2 separate regions of the Homo sapiens genome follow, and region 2 is linked to region 1. Evidence: chromatin contacts called from ENCODE Hi-C data. All regions are on one chromosome and are shown on one strand. Each heading gives the region's core, a stretch centred on a gene start or an enhancer-like site at or near the end of the contact. The rest is flanking DNA. Distances are from core to core; before and after follow the strand shown. Region 1 overlaps SLIT1 (slit guidance ligand 1). Region 2 overlaps SLIT1 (slit guidance ligand 1).

Evidence for each region. A loop is a pair of places that touch in the nucleus more often than their neighbours do.
Region 2: a loop to region 1 is called in a map with no recorded cell type, with 7 times the contacts of the local background. The contact joins two enhancer-like sites. A Hi-C loop is called at or near these places in 1 of 168 maps with a recorded cell type or tissue (transverse colon) and 1 of 37 single-sample maps with no recorded cell type.

What each region holds. Positions count from the first base shown.
Region 1 is chr10:97,057,210-97,059,941 of GRCh38, forward strand. SLIT1 (slit guidance ligand 1) reads right to left here. Exons shown (of 37, transcript NM_003061.3): 11 at 2,251-2,322; 12 at 1-72. Among named protein-coding and RNA genes, the nearest start is that of SLIT1-AS1, 44 kb to the right of the region's middle. Within about 2 kb of position 1,427, at least 2 of the 41 ENCODE cell types and tissues checked have a DNase peak (open chromatin) inside an H3K27ac peak, as active enhancers do.
Region 2 is chr10:97,094,934-97,097,745 of GRCh38, forward strand. All of the region lies in intron 4 of SLIT1 (slit guidance ligand 1), which reads right to left. Among named protein-coding and RNA genes, the nearest start is that of SLIT1-AS1, 6.4 kb to the right of the region's middle. Within about 2 kb of position 1,463, at least 5 of the 41 ENCODE cell types and tissues checked have a DNase peak (open chromatin) inside an H3K27ac peak, as active enhancers do.

The DNA of each region.
Region 1 (2,732 bases), core at 177-2,676:
AGGAGCTGTAGGGTGTATAGGCCTCCAAACACACCACGGGGGAGGTCTGTGATCTTGTTTCCATAGAGGACCCTGGAGAAAAGGCAGCAGAGAGGAGGGTTAGAGGACAGCCCACCAGGGCAATAGCACAACTCTGCAGACGGCCCCAGCTCAACAGCGCTGCCCCTAAGCCATTTACATGGAGCACATCCTAATGGTGTATATTTGTTATAGCAACTTGTCCACAGATGACAGTAAAGTGTCTTAAGAAAGCGTTGCCTGCTTCTTGGCGTAAAGTGCCCTATGGGCTAGAGATGCCCCTGACTCCAATCACTAACAAAGCAGCTCCTGCTTCACCGCCCTCACACGTGGACCCCACAGAAGGCTGCAAAGGGGCACTTCCTGGGAAATTCATCTGGTCCAGAATCCAAAAGGAGATTGTTGAGAGAAGAGAAAATCCCATGGGCAGGAATAATTAACATATTTTCAGAGAGTTACAGGAAAAAATAGAATGCCAGACGGCATATGCAGTGTGAGATCCGGATGGTGGGACTTCAAGCATTTTTTTTTTATACTTTAGCATTTTCAAAGTTTTCTGCATTGAGCATGAATTCCATGTATAGGTTTTTTAAAAAAACAAAAGTTCAAAAAAACACATGTAGACATGGGTGGGTTCAGGAGGACAGTGAAAACATCCAGGAGGTTTGGGGAGGGGGGTTGTATGCCATTCCCAATATCATAATCGGACCCCACAAGCTACCCTCGTAAACGTTCAAGCTGAGTAAAAAATCCTGGGTACTTCCTCTTCAAACATGGCTTCAAGGTCATTCCTGGAGTGAGGCACAGCAACAGCAAAGGCCCTGCAGTGGGAGCTGTGTGTGCCTGTCGTGTGTGGACAGGTGACGGGGCCAGTGTGGCTGGAATGGAGGGAACAAATGGGACAGTAACTTGGTCTTTACCCAGCCAGCATCAGGAAGCCACTGAGACAGCATCAGATTCCCATTTCAGAAACACCCCTCAAGCTGCTGGGTGGGAAATGGAGCAGAGGGGGCAGGAACTGAAGCAGGGAGGCAAGGTCAGGGCTGGCCGAGGTAGACACTGTTGATGGGGTGTACTGGAATCATCCACGTTCCTATATGCAGGGAGGTGGCTGTGACCAGGTACCCATGAACAACAGAAATCCACTTGGTTGGGTTATTCACTTTTACCTTTTTAGACTGCCATGTTCCAACTTAGGAGAGCTTTATTCACTTCTCAGAGGAAGGGCCCTGCATTTTGGCAGGCCACCTTCAGAATCTGATCTCCTCAGCCAATGACAACGATCCCTCACCAGGCTATCATGTACAGCTGTGTAGGGTGTACACTGCACAACTTCAGGGGTGCCATTCATAATTGGCCCCACCCTCTACTTGGACTCTGCTCCAAGAAAAGATGGCATACACAGAAGGCACTGAGCTGGCAGGCTCCTGCACTCCCCGGGGGAGTTCTATTCCGTTGTACTTGCCAGGCCTCTAGTCTATGCCAAGCATGAGTCCTGTGCTGCCAAGGAGCAGGTGAAAACACTCATCCCCTAGAGTAACAAATGGCCCCTCCTACAGGGAGCTCGCCCAACTCCAGGGCACCCTGAGTGTGCTCTCTGTACAGACAAAGTGCTGTAGGACCTCGGGTAGTGAGGCCCTTGGTGAGTGGGAGAGGGAGGTGCTTCACTACCTTTTGTATGTTTTATTGACAGACTTCCCCAGTAGATCCTGAAGGAAGGGAAATACTGAAGGAGGAGCGGGCAAACACTGTCCTAGCAGCACCCACCACATCTTGGGATTCATTACATTTGGGATAAAAGATAGCAAGTTGTGGCAGATGTCACAACTGGAGCTGGTGCTCACTGGCCCTGCGGTGACTGCAGAGGCCTCAGGAGCACAGCATGCTGGGCTTCGGGCGGGGGACGGGGCCAAGATGGTTGTGCAAAGAATGCTGGGAAAATCCTCACTGTGGCAGGGAGTGCATCCCAGTTGCCAGGGGCAACAGCTCTGCCTAGCTTCTCCACACTTCTCCCGCTCCCAGCGTCGGAGGGTCCACCAGTGAGGAAGAGGGAGCTGGAACAGCAAACCCTTTGCAGCCAAAGGATGACCCACTGAGGCTGGGGTGGGCAGGGGCTGTGTGGAGGGGGGCATAGCCCTGCTCCTCCTCCTGCATCCACCAGGACCCTGGGCCCTGCCAGCCTCCTCAGGGGATGCCCTGGGCCACTGAGGAAGCCTTGGCACTGCTACTCACAGCGAGTTCAGGGAGCGGAGGCCCTGGAAGGCGTCGGGTGCAATCTCAGCGATCTGATTGTTGCTCAGGTCTCTGCAAGGTGAGCAGAAGGAGAGGGGGCATCTGAATCCCTCAACAGCCACTAAGCCCTGCCCAGTCCCCTCCACCTCCTAGATGTCACAGGAGCAGGGTGGAGTGCTTTGAAATGAGAATAGTGAGAGGCCAGATCTCTCCTCCATTTGAAAAGCCCATGGCCGCTATTTCCCTGTGCAGTCTGAGGGCTGGGCAGGAGGGGGCACTCCAGCTTGGGAAGTTATGGACAAAGCTTTCCCATGCATCCTGGCAGTCTCCTAGCCCCCTCCCATCCTTAATTGCTCCTATTGGTACCCAAGCTGAAACGGGAGGATGACAAGCAGCTCCCATCACAGGCCAGGCTCAGGCTCAGCACTCCCTTCAGGCCTCACGATAGCCCTGCAAGGAGGTCCCCGCATCACAGCCAAGCA
Region 2 (2,812 bases), core at 213-2,712, 38 kb after region 1:
TTAATTCTCAACTTTAATTCTCTACCCTACCCCTGTCCCAACTGCCAGAAAGAGAGAGAGAGAGATAGGCCAGGTGCAGTGGCTCATGCCTATAATCCCAGCACTCTGAGAGGCCGAGGCAGGTGGATCATCTGAGGTCAGGAGTTCAAGACCAGCCTGGCCAACATAGTGAAACCCCGTCTCTACTGAAAATACAAAAGTTAGTCAGGCATGGTAGTGGGCACCTGTAGTCCCAGCTACTAGGGAGACTAAAGCAGGAGAATTAGTTGAACCCGGAAGGTGGAGGTTGCAGTGAGCAGAGATTGCTCCAGTGCACTCCAGCCTGGGCAACAGAGCAAAACTCCTTCTCAAAAACAAAAAAAAGAGAGAGAAAGAAACCCAATTAAACTGCATCCATGCTTTCCAGCCAGAGTCCAGTTGCTGACCTCACCACATCCTAATGCTATTCTTATGGACCAACCACTACTTCCCATGGAAGGTCCCTCTTCTTGGGGCTTCCCAGGGCCTTCCACACCCATTTTGCACCTTGCTTCCTTGCACAGCTTCAGATGCCAACTCTGGGACAAGCGGGGAGAAGCTAGCATGTCCCAAATGAAAAAAGGGATAGGACTGAATCCCGTGCCAGGGAGATTCTTAGTGAGAACTGAAGTCCACCCAGATATACCGATTGGTCCCTGAAGCTATTCCCCCTGGTTAGAAAAGCCACCATACTGCAGCAGGAAGAGAAGTAACAGCTGCACTTGTTGAACCTGCGTCTGTGCCCAGCTCTATGACGGACATCATGTGGATGGAAAAATGCTCCAGACCCCGGTTCAGAGGCCCTCGTTTCCTGCACCAGGTGTGTGACCTTGGGTGCGACCCTCTGCCACTCTGGAATTCCACGTCCCCATCTGAAGACACAGACGCTATCATCTCTAAAGCAGTGTTTCCCAGCCACTAATGTGCACACAAATCCCCTGGGGACTTGTTCAGATGGGCAGGTCTGGGGTGGGCCTGAGAGTCTGTGTTACCCCGGAGGCTGATGCTGCCAGCCAAGGGCACCCTTTGAGTTGAGAGGTGCAAGGTCCCTCCCGGATCTCACCTGGGGCTGTGCTTCCTCCCCAGTGGCCAAGCAGAGAAAGAATCTCTCACCCTGAGTGAGGCTGGCAGCTGTCCCCCTACCCCCTGCCTCTGCCCTGGTGTGCCAGGCACTCTGATTTCAGGCACCGTTAGAATTTCAGCCCAGCAAACAAAACAGCCAGCTGCGGCCCGAGCTTAGGGACCCAGACCACTGCCTTCTGCTTTTTCCTTTCCAAATGAAATTTGAGATGTCACTTGTTTTTTTAATCACAAAAAAGGCTGAGAAAAGAAAATAAGTATTTCCTTCGTGTCTGTCTCTGCTTCCTGCCCCCACTCACTACTTGCCAGAAACTAGGCTTGACATCCTCTCGCCATCACGCCCTCGAGCCCCCCCGCCAGCGCCCTGTTCCCTCAACCCCTCCTGCCCTCCCCACCACTCTCTGAGCGCACCTCTGGCAGAGCTGCCTTGCCAGGCTTATTTTTAACAGCTCTGATTGAAGCCGGGAGCCCGCTGACATTTACACTCCCTCATGATTATCAGCTCGAAGCTTCCAGCAGCCAAGCTAAAAAGGCTTCACGGAGCCCGAGCAGGAGGGGCCAGGAATGAAATGTCAGCGGCTCCTCACTCCCACCTCTTGCAGGGCTGCTTCGCCACCTGCCCACAGCACAGCCCACCCGCCCCAGCTCGACCCCGAGAGAGGGGAGGCGGAGAGCCCCCTTCCCCCAGCAAACCCAGAAAAACCCAGGGGCCAGCGGTTTTCTCACTTCTAGTAACCACATTTTCTCTCTCAAGAATCAGGGCACGTGGTGTGATTTAGAAATGCCTGGGTGTGAAAAGACTCATAGAGGCAGAAAAATTAAATCCCATTTAGTTTTGTATTTAATGAGAGCCACCAACAAGCCCCTCCTGGGTGGCTTTATCCTCATTTGGACAAATTTAAACCGCCCAACCAGCTGTCTGCCAAACGTACAGCCTTCCTGCTCCTCTCTGGAGTTCTGTACCATCCAAAGCTCCCATTTTTTCTCAGGGATACTAGGAAGGCAAGATGAGAGTGCACAGCGCCTGGCACCCCAAAAGAGGCTGACCCTGCCTCCGGGCTCCTCACTAGCACCCGCCTAGCCTAGGCCAGGCTCCCACCCAAGCGCCTCCACGTCCTGCACACACACTCCTGCGTCTAACACTGCAACCACATCTCATCCCTACAGCTACTACGCTGATGGGCCTGAGAAAGAGGATCCCAGAGCATGGAGTGCCTTGATGCTTTGCTGTCTCAGGAGAGATTCACTGTTGTGTTTTATGTCTGCTAAGCAAGGTCAGAGTTCATGGGAATGCATCTGGCTCATTTGGAAACTTCACTTGTAGAAGGTCTCAGAGACCACTAAATAATTTACTCCTGGGTCATGGAGGAAATAATTTTTACAGAGAAAGCATTTCCAACTCAATGCACTAAAAGGTCACTTCATTAAGACGGTGGCGGTGGGGTGGGGGTTTAGAGGTGAGAACGATGCTTCTGTGGGAGGAAAAACTAGCTGTTAAAAGCATAGAAAGAACAACCACAGTTTAGATTTCTTTCTTTATCAAAGACGTCTTGCCTTCCCTATGTGGATGCTAATACAAAAGCAAACAATCTAAAACTTTTGGTAGTGGGTGTTTTTTAAGTCTCAAGGAGCCCCCTCCAGGAAGTCTTCCCTGACTTACTCCACTCTGATCATTCGTTCAGTTTGCTATACTGCAGCCCTCTGCTATATGTCC